Regions from separate parts of the Homo sapiens genome. Here region 2 is linked to region 1. The links are chromatin loops, found by intact Hi-C in ENCODE. Cell type or tissue: heart left ventricle. All regions are shown on one strand. Links, peaks and the distances in the headings refer to the core of each region. The heading gives the core; the rest is flanking DNA. Region 1 has its middle 60 kb from the start of LINC01495. Region 2 overlaps GAS2 (growth arrest specific 2).

Region 1 (8,346 bases), core at 259-8,258:
TGAAGGACACAGCAAACAGTTGCCACCTATGAGCCAGAAAAGGGGCCCTCACCGGACACTGCATCTGCTGGTGCTTTGATCCTGGACTTCCCAGCCTCCAAAACTGTGAGAAATGGATGTTTGTTTATAAGCCACCCCATTTATGGTATTTTCTTATAACAGCCTGAATGGACTAAGCACAAATTATTGCATTTTGTAGTTATTTTTCCCCACCCTTGATATTACTCTTTTATTTCTGTATTTCAATACATGTATTATCCACACATTAGCACAAACTAAGTGCTTAATAATTTTTGTTGAATTAACTTCATACACTGGTTGTCCCATTATGGTTTGAGGATCCCTGGAGGTAGTGGTGTGCTGGAGCAGCTTCTGACATCTCTTGAGGACCCACTGTCAAATTTTATTTATTATTATTATTTTTTTATTTTATTTTATTTTATTTTATTTTATTTTATTTTATTTTATTTTATTTTATTTTATTTTATTTTATTTTATTTTATTTTTTTGAGACAGAGTCTCATTCTGCCGCCCAGGCTGGAGTGCAGTGGCGCAATCTAGGCTCACTGCAAGCTCCGCGTCCCGAGTTCACGCCATTCTCCTGCCTCAGCCTACCGAGTAGCTGGAACTACAGGTACCCGCCACCACACCAGGCTAATTTTATTTTTTTTGTGTATTTTTAGTAGAGATGGGGTTTCACCCTGTTAGCCAGGATGGTCTCAATCTCCTGACCTCATGATCTGCCCACCTTGGCCTCCCAAAGTGTGTATTTTATTTTATTTTAAGTTCTGAGATGTATGTGCAGGATGTGCATGTCTGTTACATAGGTAAACATGTGCCATGGTGGTTTGCTGTACCTATCAACCCATCACCTCGATATTAAGCCCCACATGCATTAGCTATTTATCCTGATGCTCTCCCTCCCCCAACCCCCAGCAGGCACCAGTGTGTGTTGTTCCCCTTCCTGTGTCCATGTGTTCTCATTGTTCAGCTCCCACTTATGAGTGAGAACATGTGGTGTTTGGTTTTCTGTTCCTGTGTTAGTTTGCTGAGGATAATGGCTTCCAGCTCCATCCATGTCCCAGCAAAAGACATGATCTTGTTGCTTTTTATGGCTGCATAGTATTCCATCATAAACATGTACCACATTTTCTTTATCCAGTCTATCATTGATGGGCAATTAGGTTGATTCCATGTCTTTGCTATTGTGAATAGTGCTACAATGAACATACACATGCATGTACCTTTATAATAGAATAATTTTTATTCTAATATCCAGAATCTACAAGGAACTTAAACAAATTTACAAGAAAAAAAAACAAACCTTTCAAAAAGTGGGCAAAGGACATGAACAGACATTTCTCAAAAGAAGACATGTATATGGCCAACAAACATGAAAAAATACTCAACTTCACTGATCATTAAGGAAATGCAAATGAAAACCACAATGAGATACCACTTCACACAAATCAGAATGGCGATTATTTAAAAATATAGAAACAACAGATACTGGCGAGGCTGTGAAGAAAGAGGAATGCTTTTACACTGTTGGTGGGAATGTAAATTAATTCAACCATTGTGGAAGACAGTGTGGCGATTCCTGAAGGATCTAGAACCAGAAATACCATTTGACTCAGCAGTCCTCACTGTCAAATTTTAAAGAATTTTGTGAGTCAGTCCTTAAACATAATCATTATTAAAAAGTATATTATAAAAACGTCAATTAAACAAATTATATTAACGTAAAGATAATAAATATTCACAACCCATCATTTCCTAATCATTTTACTACATTTTATTACAATCTTGTTAGGCTCTTGTGGTTATTTCTAGCTGTTGTATTTGTATGGTAGAAATACTATAGAATAATGTGCTACTGCCTGTCTTTTCCCAACTTTGCATTACCAGCCATGTTGGGAGTATTTACACCAGAGAAATTGGCAGTGCTACAAAGTGGGCTTTCTCTTCAATGATGAACTGGTTATTAAAACACTCTCCACAAGTGGAGCAGCACACCTCTTATTGAGAGTTCTCAAGACTCTTTCTGGTACCAGGTCCTCTCTTTTGGTATGAGTGGCTAGATTTCTTCATGTATGTTAATCAAAGCAACACATTAAAACAGATTGAATGCAGAAGCAGAGATGAGACTCGAACTATAAGCTCCACACTAATTTTCAAAAAATGGAAATCTATGTATCCCTTCTCATTAATTTTCTTCTTCATAAAAATGAGTTATTTGGGTTATCATCTAATGTTTTATTGCTATTTTAAAATGAATTAATAAGTATTTTTATTCCAAATTTTGCATTTTAGCATGATAAACAGTGATAGATACAGTTCACAAAAACGAAAGCCCTTAGGGTCCTCAATAATTGAGAGTGTGAAGGAGGCTGAGATAAAAAGTTTGAGAATCATTCATTTTTCAATGCAGTTAATTCCATATCTCGCTTTTTTTGACTTAGCGTAGTTAAACCAGAAAAGCAGGTCTGTATTCCTACGGCTTTGTGACCTTGGTAAGTTAATTCTTTACCTCTTCAAATCTTTATTTCTCCAACTGTGAAAAGGCAATGTTAGAAAAGATTTTGTCTCACGGAACCATTTTTTAGCTTTTAGTTTCTGTAACTATGAGAATTATAAATGAACTTTGCTCCTAGCTTGAGGGCAGTGAAGTTATTTCTGCTTTGTCATCCTTTTTATACCTCCAAATCCCATCATCACTGCCTTTAACAATCTTTTCTGCCTAAGTTCTTCCCCCCACCCAAAAGATTTTTCATTGGATTACATCACTGTACAGTAATTACAGAAGTTACTATTTCCAGTTGTCAAAAAAACCAGTTCTGCACTAAACTGCATGCCATGTAGCACATACAAAACACAGTGCAGACAAAGAAAATGCCACAGTTTAGTGTCACCCCATCCATCAGGTGGAAAAATGAAATGCCTAAAGCAGGCAATGCGACCGAATTTAATCAAGCATACTATTACTCAGGCCCTGCCTTGCATCTCCCCACTGCAGCGGAGTGAAATAGAAAGACATGTGCTGCCTGTGCATTTTCTCTTTTCTGTGAAAACACCACGGATTAGTATCTGCTTGGCGTCCTTAACCAATGTGTGAATACGTGTCTTAATTCCAGGCTAGTGCGCGTCTGCTTTGCCTCCGAAATCACTGCGGCAGAATACAAATAATGTATGAAATAAAAAGCCTTTGCCAAGTGCGCCAAGACTACAGCCTTCACTTACGAATCACATCTGCGTCTCCGTTTTCTTTACGCACCCGCAGTAGGATCAAGATGTGAGATCGCAACCCAGTCTGCCGGGAATTTAATTTCCATTTCCCCTCCCAACATCAAACCACCACGAAAACCAACCCTTCCCGGCGCGAAGCTGCAAGTAAGATGGGGAAGGCCAAGGGACCGCGTGGCGAGCCCGCACTGTGGGGCGCGCCCGCCTCCCGCCGCAGACCCTGGAGTGAACTGGGCTTCACTGAGGCCTGAGCCGGGAAGAAGCCAAAGAATAAGAGATGCGATAAAATGGCTGCCAGGAGGGGGTTTCTGTATGCTAAGGGCAGCCTGCCTTCCCCAAGGGATCCAGTGTGCTTCCAGCCCGGCTCCAGGCAGCGGCCGAGACGCCTCAAATTTGGGCCGCATCCCAAGGCCAAGGAGAGGCGACTTCCACAGCTTCATTTAGCTCTGCAGAAAGTCACCTCCGCCCCCACCCCCATGCGGCACGTGCGGCAAGCCATCACCATGGCAACCTTCCTTTCTGCCCCTCTCTTGTTATTGAACAGCTGAGACACCCAGCGTCCCTGAACTTGTTACTGCACAAGTTAATGCGGTCCTCTGAGGGCTTGGTTTCCTAACTATTGTTCTTTGGGCAACTGACTGCTTCCTGAAACAAAAAACAAAACAAAACAAAACCCTATGCGTGTGTCTCAGACGTTCTCCCCACCACTCCTGGCCCCAAATGTCAGCGAATCTGGTCATTCTCCTCCTAGGAGGCGCAACAGAATAAACTGGAAGGAAGCAAGGATTCATGTCCAACCCTTATTTACTGACACTAATGTTGGAACCATTTTGACGTTTGCAGCCTTCAGTTTCACTAGATATAAACCATTAATAGTTATATGACTACCTCTTATATATGGTTGGTGAGTGAGCAAATTGATGCAGTCTTCCTGTGGGCAACTTTTTCAAGAAATAAATAGAGGTTTGAACAAAATATAGCTACAAAGATACTCATAGGAGCAAATGGTTATAATAGTTGTTTTTAAATCAAGCTAAATGTAAGAAAACGGTTGAAGAAATGAATACAATGAGATAACCACTGGGTGATGCAATTACAGGTGACTTTTTCCTTATACTTTCTTTGACAATTATAAAAATTATATAAGAACAAAAACATGTTTTGTTTTATTGTTTCAACATGTCTGATGTGGTTTATAAACATATAAATGAATCTTTACTTATAGATTATACATAAAAGTATTTTCCTCAAAGGAAAGTGTGAAGATTAAAATGGAAGAGCTCTGGATCACTTGGATCATTTGTTATTGTTTTTGTTTCTTTCCCCTCAGATATCTAAGTATTTGCATTTGGTTTGGGAAAAATTATTTTTAATTATTTATGTTCTACCAAAGAAAACAAAATGATTTTCCATTGAACACATAATAATATTAAGAAATACTCAAAATCACCTTATTGTCATAAACCTTCATTAAGGATAAAGGCTTTCATTTTGTTCTTATTCTCTGGCTATAGAATTTCAATTCAAAGAGCAGTTGTTGTTTTAAAATGGAAATTCATGAGTGCTGAGAGGCCTGGCTGCAGAGCCAGATTGTGCTCAAAGTGGAATCCTTCAAAACCGCCTTCTCTGAGGTCCCTGCACCCCAGCCCTGGAACGGCAGGGAGTAGCTTGCCATATCATTTACACAGAACTGCGTGATCCTTCAGGGAAACCACTCTCTTCCCATTGTGGGTAAGAGTGAACCTGGCTGTTGTCAAGTAGCCTGTAAGAAGCCCTGCAGTATCACACTCAAGGCACCTCATCTCTGAGGAGGGCTCAGGGAGCACCCAGGCCTGACCAACAGCTGCAATTAAATCAGGGCCTTTTAAGACTTGAGAAATGCTCACTTTGAATTATTCTGAAAGAAAAAAAAATCATAGACCCGGGCAAAAATTTAGCTACGCGAATTTAGTTTTTATACTATTTTATAACAGTAAAATTTTAGAATCCACATAAATGTCGAAGAATTTAAAAAAAAATCTGTGTTACAGCTGGATGATAAAACTATATGCAGCCATTAAAATTGAACATATAGGAGAATATGCAGTCATGTGGAAAAGTGCTCACTGTGCAGTGTTAAGTGAAAAGAAAGGCATGTTAAAAATAGAATGTACTTCATGACCCAATTTTTATAAAATATTTTGTAATGCACACAAGATTTAATGTGTTACAAACATTACTTGAAATTTAAGCTCCAAAATTGAGGGTTGCCAGTTGTATTTTTTCTTTTGCCTTCTCTAATAAGTCAATTAATAATAAGGTATTGATGGCTGAAGTGATTATTAATAGGGCATTAATGAGAGAGAGTGTATTTTATTAGTACCCAGGAAATGGTACTACACACTCTGATGACTTTTCTGGAATGCATTTTGCAGACACTTCAAAACATTTCCAAAGCATACATTTTATAAGCTTAGTAATTAGAGGATGATAGATTGCCTGAGTCACTTTACCCACTTCACATATCCATTCATCTGGACTAAAGCGTTTGCGCCTTGTGTTTCTTTCCAACCTAAGTTTTGGAGCACATATAACACAATTTTCCTGAAGACATCTGTTTACAACATTGAAAAGATTAAATCAAGCTAAGGATTGTCCAGGCACCTAGTAAGCACATTCTAGTATCCTCAGAGTGCACGTGTGCTCTGGATTCAGATCTGATTTTCCATGAACCCCTCATTTATAATTGGAGAAGCAGTTGCCCACATGACTCTATAATGGAAAATCCACAAAGGCTATCCCCTCAGGGTGGATGGCCAAGCTTTGCAGCCCAGCCCAGCAGGCCCTTTATTTCCTGGTTCCTGCTAACCTCTTCATGTCTCAACCCTGCCTTTCCCACCTTCTGTGCTCAGCCACAGTGAGACTATCACAGTGAACACAAAAGGAATCTTCCTATGGGCTGAACATTTTTATGGTTAGCCAAACAAATCTATGGGGTAGATATTACTCTACTAATATTCCTCCCATTTTACATATGGAGACACTGAGGGACGGACAAATCAAACAATCTCATCATCCACAGTTCCTATCATTTACAATTAATAAGTATTAGGATGTGAACCCAGGAAGCCTGGCTCTTGATCTTAACTGTTATATCTCCACCGAGGTAGCATGTAGATTCCCAAATTAATTTTTAACTTCAGTGATTTTCTGCTTCAACCCTTCTGCGTAGGCTTCTTCTGTGTAGAAGTTCTTTCCACTTAGCCAAACTCTCATTCTTCTTTCAAAACACAGATATAATATATCTCCTCTGGAGAGTCTTCCTCAGTGCTCCCATATGTGCCTCTGTCGTGGTTCTTATCACTTTGCTGTAAAGCATGATTTACCTCCTGCCTCCACCATGTGTCTTCAAAGACAAGTTTCAAATTTCTATTAATTTTTATACCTCCAGTGCCCAGCACAGTGTCTGACACATAGGAGGTACTTAATCACTTATGCATGTATGAATGATTACGAACAGCACCATAGAGTTCTGCTTGCCGAAAACTATCATCTTTAATGTCCCACCATAACAGCCACTGTAACACCATTGGAGTTGGTGTTATGCAAACAAACACTGGACAGGTATCCAGAAGAACAGTGCAGTGCCAGCTCCTAAAGAACAGGCTTTTCCTTGGTGGGCTCTAGTTAAATGTGGACATATCCTTCGGGAGGGGAGAGAGAGTGTTAAGAAGAACTATTAAGATATTATCAGGCATTATTTTTGACAATTTGTCAGGGCCCCAAAACGGTGGGACAGAGGATGAGTAAATCTGATATCGGGCTTAGGGCTTGGCCAAGAAAACACACCTGTTTAATGGGGCACTGTACTCTGCAACCAACACAAAGAACCAGAGATGTCTACCTAGGACAGTTGACACTTCCCCTGTCTCACAAGTTTCATCAAGACAGTCTTGAAATTCATGGCATATTCATGTCAATGTTCTTAAATAGTAAACAATTACTTTTGCTCATTTTAGCCAGGGCAATAGTAGGACAGACTGAAACAGTAGAAAACAACTGATATTTATGCATTAAAAGCAATACTTAATGAATATTCAACATAAAAGCATGTTTCTGCTTGCATCATTCTTACTATTTGCATCATTTTCCTATTAAAGTCTGTATCTTTTTTTGCCAAATAGTTTATTATTATTATTATGCTTTAAGTTCTGGGATACATGTGCAGAACGTGCAGGTTCCTTACATAGGTATACATGTGCCACGGTGGTTTGCTGCACCCATCAACCCGTCATCTACATTAGATATTTCTCCTAATTCTATCCCTCCCCTGCCTCCCACCCCTTGACAGGCCCCAGTGTGTGATGTTTCCCTCCCTGTGCCCATATGTTCTTATTGTTCAACTCCCACTTATAAGCGAGAGCATGCGGTCTTTGGTTTTCTGTTTCTGTGTTAGTTGGCTGAGAATGATGGTTTCCAGCTTCATCCATGTCCCTGCAAAGGACATGAACTCATCCTTTTTTATGGCTGCATAGTATTCCATGATGTATATGTGCCACATTTTCTTCATCCAGTCTATCATTGATGGACATTTGGGTTGGTTCCGAGTCTTTGCCATTGTGAATAGTGCTACCATAAAGCTATGTGTGCATGTGTCTTTATAGTAGAATGATTTATAATCCTTTGGGTATATTCCCAGTAATGGGATTGCTGGGTCAATTTCCCCTATTTAATAAATGGTGTTGGGAAAACTGACTAGGCATATGCAGAAAACTGAAACTGGACCCCTTCCTTACGCCTTATACAAAAATTAACTCAAGATGGATTAAAGACTTAAACCTAAGACCTAAAACCATAAAAACCCTAGAAAGAAAACCTAGGCAATACCATTCAGGACATAGGCATGGACAAAGACTTCATGACTAAAACATCAAAAGCAATTGCAACAAAAGCCAAAATTGACAAATGGGATCTAATTAAACTACAGAGCTTCTGCACAGCAAAAGAAACTATCTTCAGAGTGAACAGGCAACCTACAGAATGGGAGAACATTTTTGCAATCTATCCATCTGACAAAGGGCTAATATACAGAATCTACAAGGAACTTGAACAAATTTACAAGAG
Region 2 (8,346 bases), core at 183-8,182, 370 kb before region 1:
CATCCTGACCAATATGGTGAAACCCCATCTCTACTGAAAAAAAAAAAAAAAAAATTAGCTGGGCATGGTGGCAGGCGCCTGTAGTCTCAGCTACTCGGGAGGCTGAGACAGGAGAATTGCTTGAACCTGGGAGGCAGAGGTGGCAGTGAGCTGAGATCGTGCCACTGCACTCCAGCCTGGGTGACAGAGTGAGACTCCATCTCAAATAATAATGATAATAATAATAATAAATAAATATGGAAATTGACCCTCCCTTGTCTTAAACTTGAAACTTAAATTGGTCTTATCTGAGTTTCTTCCTCAGCAAACTGACCTTTAGGCAAGGAACAGATGACACCAGACAATTAAATGCCAGACTCCTTGCCCCTCCCTAAAATTCCTGTTTTCCTACATGTAGCTACATTCCTTCCCCATTATAGAAACCCTGAATTTTAATTGATTGGTGAAATGAATTCGAGACTGATTTGTTCTTCTTGGTTGCAGCACCCAAATAAAGCCTCCTTCCCTGGCAATACTCATTGTCTTAGTGATTAGCTTTCTATGTAGCAAGCAAGAGGATCTAACCCATGGTGTTTCGGTCACAGTACCATGTTGTTTTACATATGTAGACACTGAGAACCAGATTTTAGGACCCAAGCAAATCAAATCAAAGATCTGGTTCTCAGTGTACGCCTCTGTAAAACAAGAACCTGACTGGAGTCAGGTTGGACTGGAGCCAGATTCTTAGCACCTGACTCCAGTCTAGTCCTTTACTCATGACAGCTTTCACTAAAGAAATAAAATCACTAGGGCTTTTATAATTTCATCCACATATTCATATTCCCACAAGTTTCTGCATGTGTCTTACTGCCAGCTTCCAAAATTTGAAGTCACTGGGACAAAAACTGCCAAGGCCAGTGTCAGAATAACACTTTGATTCTTTCTACCACTGTTCGAGAGAGCAACTTTGCCTATTTTGAAGTTCTGGCACCTCCTAGCTCTGCAAATTACATTTAAGACTTGCCTCCAAACATTCTTGGTATCAATGCCCCTGGCAAAATGCCCAAGTCTAATTCAGTGTTTGTGAGCAGGCCATTTCAACCAGAAAGAACCACCAGTCACAACAGTTTTTAAACAATTCTAGGAAGCAGTGACAGAAACACTTTTCAGCCTGGAGTATGCTGGCCATTTAGGCACATATTCAGTTTGCTAATTTCTTAATGAATCCATAGTACTTTGCAAAGTGGATACAGCATGAAACAGAGTCCCATACTGAATATGAATAATACAGGAATTAAATTTCTGCTCACTTCCTCTTCCACATCCTTTCTACTGCAGATGTTGGTTTCAGTCCAATATTCTTACCACAGTCAATAGGGGAGGATTAGCAGGAAATACTTTTACAATGTATCTAGGTTTACTTTCCTGCCTTTGTAAGAGGAGTCTAATGGACATAATTGTATTTTTGTGAATAACATCTATCTCCAAAGTCTAGCTTTATCATGTGAAGGTTCCTTTGATAAGAGCTATAGTTGGAGGAGGCATACATCTTTGTTGATTGATTTTGTGTCATTGTGAGGCGGAGGGATATATTTGCTGTTTTCTCATTTTGAAACCCGAATCTAGGTTTTTCATGAGATTATCTCATCCTTTTGAAACTTGCCCAAGTGTCCCATAGAACTGATGTTTATGATTTCTTTTGAATAAACATAGACATTGACCCTCCCAGTCTTAAAATTTGAGAAAGTTAAAACTGTCTTATCTGAGTTCTTTTCTCAGAAAATCAATCATCAGGACTCCCAGACAGTGTCAAGCAACTGAAACTTACCAGATCATCACATCTGCACCATGGGAGCCAGACCCCTCACCCATCATGATTGCCTAAGGGACCACCTGCTTCTTGTAACCAACTTCTCCTCCTTGCCCATCCCTAATTCCTGTTTTCCTACACATAGTTATATTTCTTCTCTGCTATATAAACCCCTAATTTTAGTCAGTTGAGATGGATTTGGGACTGATCTCCTATTACAGGCTGCAGCACCTGAAAAAGCCTTCTTTCCTGGCAACACTCATTGCCTAGTGATTGACTTTCCACGCAGAGAGCAATAGGACAAAGACCAAACTGCTGGTGTATTGGTAACAATTTCCCTTTGACTGTTGTTCTGTAGGCAGTAACTGGAGAGGTGTTTTTCTCCAAAGGCGTGAGCTGACCTCCTTCCACTCCCAGGCTTTTAAAGGAAATAATGAACAGACAATTTATAGCTACATTTTAAAAACATGTTCCACAAAATTAGAGAATTGTTTTCCTTTTAGAAACAGATGCAACTTCCTTTAAAACATCTTACGTGAGACACTGCCTTATACGGACACCTTAAGAATGGGACATTACTAATAGTAAAATCAGATATCAGAGGTTTCTTTCTCTTGGAAGATTTCTCCTAGGTATCAGCCTTAGTAGTTTGTTTGGATTTTCCAATTATTGCAAAGACAGTTTTATATTTTTCCTGATCTTCTCTATGGACCTAGTCAGTGCTCTGCAGCTTGGGTCCTTATAAATTTATCAGAACTGTAAAATGCTTCTCTCTTGCTTTGAAGGAGTCGTTTTTTCTTTTTTCTTTGCTTTTCTGTTTCTAAGCTACACTGAAAAAAATGAAAACATACATAAATACACTATTGCCTTTCACTGAATGCTTCCTTGATGCTGTATTTGACAAGGGTGTAAGCATCCATGATTCATGTACTTACCCATAATACTTAAAACAGAAAGGACTTTCTACATCTTCAAAGAAGAATATTGATTTCATATTGATGAGGAGTAATTGTGGAATCCATTACCTTTCCTCATGCCTCATTTTGGCTACTCTTGGGAGATGGAAGGGTTTTAGGTCAATATTATGAGGTTTCCACAGCAAACCTTACAACCTCTCTCCATGAAATAGGTGGCCCTGTCTGGGGATATACTCTAGTAAACAGATTTTCAATTCTGAGTTATTCTTGCTGACGTCTCAGTTAGACCTTGCTAATTAGTAACCTATAATTTGCTAAGAAAGCCAGTGGCTAAGCTGTTTGAAGGTTTCAAGCTTGGGATTAAGATATTAGGGTCATACAAAAGATAACAAGTGTTGGCAAGAATGTGGAGAAAAGGGAACCTTTACACATTATTGGTGGAAATGCAAGTTAGTATAGCCATTATGGAAAACAGCATAAAGATTCCTCAAAATATTAAAAATAAAGGTACCATGTGATCCAGCAATTCCACCACTAGGTATATATACAAGCGAAATGAAATCAGTATATCAAAGTGCAGATATCTGCACTCCCAGGTTTACTGCAGCACTATTCACAATAGCCAAGATATGGCGTCAACCTACATGTCCGTTAATGGATGAATGGGCAGAGAAAATGTGGTTTATATACATAATGGAATACTACTCAGCCATAATACAGAAGAAAATCCTGTTGTTTGCAACAACGAGAATGAACCCAGAGGACATTGTGGTACATGAAAGAAGCCAGGCACAGAAAGATAAAAATACCATATGATTTTGTCGGAGGCATGTGAATGAGAGCAACTCCATCTTGAATAGGGGCTTGGTAAAATGAGGCTGAGACCTACTGGGCTGCATTCCCAGATGGTTAAGGCATTCTAAGTCATAGAATGAGATATTTCACAGGATAAGTCATAGGATCAGATATAGGATAAGGTCAGCACAAGACACAGCTCATAAAAACCTTGCTGATACAACAGGTTGCAGTAAAGAAGCCAGCCAAAACCCATCAAAACCAAGCTGGCGATGAGAGTGACCTCTGGTCATCCTCACTGGACACTCCCACCAGTGCCATGACATTTTACAGATGCCATGGCAACATCAGGAAGTTACCCTATATGGTCCAAAAGGGAGAGGCATGAATAGTCTACCCCTTGTTTAGCATTTCATCAAGAAATAATCAGAATATGGGCAACCAACAGCACTCAGGGATGTTTTGTTTATGGAGTAGCCATTCTTTTATTTCTTTACTTTCTTAACATACTTGCTTTCACTTTACTCTGTGGACTTATCCAAGAATCCACTCTTGGTGTCTGGATCCAGACCCCTTTTCTGCAACAATTTCACTCATATGTGGAATCTAAAGATGTTGATCTCATAGAAGTAGAGAAAAGAATGGTGGTTACTAGAAGCAGAAGTGGTTGGTGGGTGAGGGTGATAGGAAGGTGTTAGTCAAAGGATATATAATTACAGAAAGATAGGAGGAATAAGTTCAAAAGATTTGTTGTACTGCATGATGACTATAGTTAAGAATGATATATTGTATTCTTCCTTAATTAAAAAAATGCAAAAAGAGTGGATGTTAAGAGTTCTTGCCACAAAAATGATAACTATGTAGGTAATACATTTGTTAATCAGCTCTATTTAGTGATTCCACAATGCATATGTACTTTAAAACTTTACGTTATACATGATGAATACATATAATTTTATCTGTCAATTTAAACAAATACATATGTAAATAGAAGAGGACCCATATATAAATTCTTTTTTAAAAAAGATATTACTGTCATAGAGATTTATAGCTCTGATTATAGAGATTAAAATTCCATGCTTTTCTGGTATGTGACCGATCTAAAAAAAAAAAATTGAACACTCACCTCCATCTCCATAAACCAAACTCCCACTGTTTAACCTAAAAGCAAATCAGCCTGCTATTATTATTTAAACTCTTCCCTCCCTTTCCCTAGAATGCTTGCACTACAATGAGCTTTTCCAGCACAGATGCTGAGCTGGTTTAGAAGGAAGATTATATACTTCATCCAAGAACTCTTCCATCTCACAGATTAGTGACATCAGGCCAATTGCAATTAAGTGATCCTTTTAGTTTTGGTCAGCTCCATTTCCCATTTTTATCTATTATTCTCAAACACACTACTTGTCCCCACCCTCCATCAGCCTACCAATGACTTCACCTTTATCAAGCATGCATCCTCTCTTGACACCTCTACTGGCCAATATACCTGAATCTACACTTATCATTTACTCCACCTTTCTTATCTCAGAAGTTCTCCTGTCCAAGTTCAATTCCTCCCACTATGTTCTAACTCTCATTAATTTCCACTCTTACTTTCATACTTTCTCCTTACATCTGACCTTCTTGATAGTTACATTCACACTTGGTGTCTTCACTTGCTCATCACGGTACAACCTACAGTACACTTTGCTTCTGCCCTCTACCTCTTAACTGACTGCACAGAGAAAGGAAGCCAGACGGCTTCTAATGTATCAAATACAATATATGGTCCTTAAACTTTATTTTTCATGATAACTTTGTCAAGCAAGGTATCTAATGATATTGCCCACTCCTTCCTTGAAACTCCCCACTTCTTGACTACCTGTGACAAGTCTGTCTCCTGAATTGCCTGCTACCTATCTCATTGTTCTTTCTCTGCCTCCTTGATAGGTTACATTTCTTCTACATTGTTAAGTTTTGCCATTCTAACATATTCTGTCCTTTGTCTACTGCTTTTCTGACTCTAACCATTCTCTGTTTGTAACCTCATGGTTTTCACTACCACCTACTTTTGTTTCCCAAATTATAACTCTAGCCCTTGCTTCTTCCCTGATGTTCAAAACATCACCCCCAACTGGAAAATCTTCCATGGTCATCTCCTTCCCCAGATAAGTGAATCCTTCCTTTCTGTGTACTGTTTAGTTTCCAGGTGATTTCACTGTTACATGCATCTCACAATATTGCAATTGCTGATTTACCTGTATGTCCCTTTTCAGAATATGGAAAATCTTCCATGTTCATCTCCTTCCCCAGATAAGTGAACCCTTCCTTGCTGTGTACTGTTTAGTTTATACATGATTTCACAGTTACATGAATCCCACAATATTGCAATTGCTGATTTACCTGTATGTCCCTTTTCAGAATATGTGAGCTCTCTGAAGAGAGGGATGATGTAGTCTTCATTTTTGGAATCTCATATATGCAAACTCAGAACAGGGTCAATACTGTTATCATATAATACTTCTTTTCATTTGATACTTCCACAGGTTGTACCTACTTTATCTAATCTATAATGTCATTATCAGTATTACTCCTTTTATAGATAGGAATACTGATGCTCTGAGAAGTTAAGCAACTTAGGCAGGATCACACAACAAATCAGTAGCAGAACTGGGACAAGAATCCTTTATTCCATTAAAACATACCCACATATTCTGCAAAGTGCTAGATTTTGGTTTTCACCCATGCTTGGTTACTTATCTGTGATAATTCAGCACAGGCAAGATATCACTAATATCAGAAGTAGTAAGTAGTGTAAGCAGATTAACTGTGCTCATTTAAAATGATTCATAGGCTTATGTCCTAACAAATCTTAAATAAACATTAAATTTAATTTCAGAAGATTATCCTCAAGTAGCCCTAATTATTTCAGAAGAAAACGTGTCTAGTGAGGTAACACGACGGAATACACTAGTTATCTGTTGGCATAAGTAAGAAGGGGCTTTGATTTCTGTCCAGTGTATATCTCACTGGTTTTTTATTTTAATGCTTCACAGAGTTGAACTTTGTGTTCTTCATTCTAAAAGGTAGCGGCTCTTGACCAGTAGCATCAATGCATATGTCAATTGAGGAATGGTTGTGCAACACGTAACAATGAGAACACATTCTGAGAATGTGTGTTAGGCAATTTCACCACTGTGTGAACATCATAGAGTGTACTTACACAAAACGAGATGGCACAGCCTTCTACACACCTAAGCTACATAAGATAGCCTGTTGCTTCCAGGCTACAAACCCGTACAGCAAATTACTGTACTGAATACATAGGCAATTATAACACATGGTAAGTATTTGTGTATCTGAAGATATCCAAACATAGAAAAAGTACAGTAAAAATCTGTATTAAAATCTTACAGAACCATTCTTATTGACTGAAACATTGTTATAGAGTACATGACTATATTGAATATCGAGTATTTAGTCCTATGTTGGTGTTTGTTATTTTTCTTTATTTTTGTTGTTGATAAGAAATAAAAGAGTTGCTACAAATAGCCTCCAACACTATAAGTTGCAAAGCAGTAGTTTTTGCATGTTAGGTTTTATTATGGCTGTCATCATTTTTAACAATTGGCTTCATTCCTTACTGTGCCTCTGATCATAGCAAAGTCAAGGCGATCCATTACTGACTTAAGCAACATTTCTCAATTCTGAAGGGGGAAAAAAAAGACCGTGACCAAAATCTTAGCTCAGCTTGGGTTTTTTTTTTTTTTAATACTTTAAGTTCTAGGGTACATGTGCACAACCTGCAGGGTTGTTACATATGTATACATGTGCCATGTTGGTGTGCTGCACCCATTAACTCCCCATTTACATTAGGTATATCTCCTAATGCTATCCCTCCCTCCTCCCTCCACCCCACAACAGGCCCCCATGTGTGATGTTCCCCACCCTGTGTCCAAGCGTTCTCATTGTTCAATTCCCACCTGTGAGTGAGAACATGCAGTGTTTGGTTTTCTGTCCTTGTGATAGTTTGCTCAGAATGATGGTTGGAAATTATCTCAGCTTTTATCCCAGTGTCCCTAATGAAGCTCTATAAGCATACTCAGGCTGTTGCAAACACTGTAAATCATTTCTTTGTTTCTATTAATGATACACATTCCTTGTCAAGAGGAAAGAATCAATATGTCTCAAAGTTGTCTTTTTGCTTTTTTTTTTATATTTTCTCTCAGTAATGAGAAGAAACACTCCCATTCTTAATCAAGAGCATTTTGTTTCATGACTTTGTCTTACTGTGATGCTTAATTATGTGTTTTAATTAGAAAACCTCTTCATATGTGACAGTAAGAGGGAAAGTGTTTCCTTGAATGACATAGAGTCATACAATAGTAGAGTGCTTACTATGTGCCAAGTAATCTACGAATATGCCCTGTTGAAATTAAGAGGATTAAAAAGAAACATCGAGGTCACTGGCAATGTTGCACAGATGCACAGTCTGAGAGGTCACATAGGTGGTTCACCAGAGCCAGGCTAGAAACCACATCTTTATTCCCCATCTAGCATATGACCTTAGAATTAAGGAGCTGTGTTATTTCAAAAATTATTTTCCTAATAATGAATGCAATATTTAATGGTCCGTGTATCATTTAATATATTGATACAGCAGTGATTTATTACATCATGTCACGTAAGTCACTATCTATGTTTTACTGAATTGAATACACATTTTTGAGACCTTTTAATTTTATTTTCCTAACATTAAATAATAAAAAAAAAAACTATCCCATGCCCCCACCCCAATCAAGTTTCTTAGCTCATCCAGATACTTAATCCAAAGGGGAAAAATAAGTTGAAATGAAATAAGTT

Evidence for each region. Peaks named below come from ENCODE experiments on the same cell type or tissue, not always from the same donor. Only the 100,000 strongest peaks of a DNase experiment are listed, where the experiment ranks them.
Region 2: a loop joins it to region 1, with 2.8 times the contacts of the local background. A loop is called at or near these places in 2 of 110 quality-filtered maps.

The regions. Positions count from the first base shown.
Region 1 is chr11:22,427,866-22,436,211 of GRCh38, reverse strand. No RefSeq gene overlaps it. Among named protein-coding and RNA genes, the nearest start is that of LINC01495, 60 kb to the left of the region's middle. In heart left ventricle, for the core only: no CTCF peak of the experiment used is centred there; a DNase peak (open chromatin) is centred at 3,621; H3K4me3 peaks cover 1,221 bases; H3K27ac peaks cover 227 bases.
Region 2 is chr11:22,801,363-22,809,708 of GRCh38, reverse strand. All of the region lies in intron 7 of GAS2 (growth arrest specific 2), which reads right to left. Among named protein-coding and RNA genes, the nearest start is that of LINC02718, 24 kb to the left of the region's middle. In heart left ventricle, for the core only: no CTCF peak of the experiment used is centred there; no DNase peak of the experiment used is centred there; H3K27ac peaks cover 1,493 bases.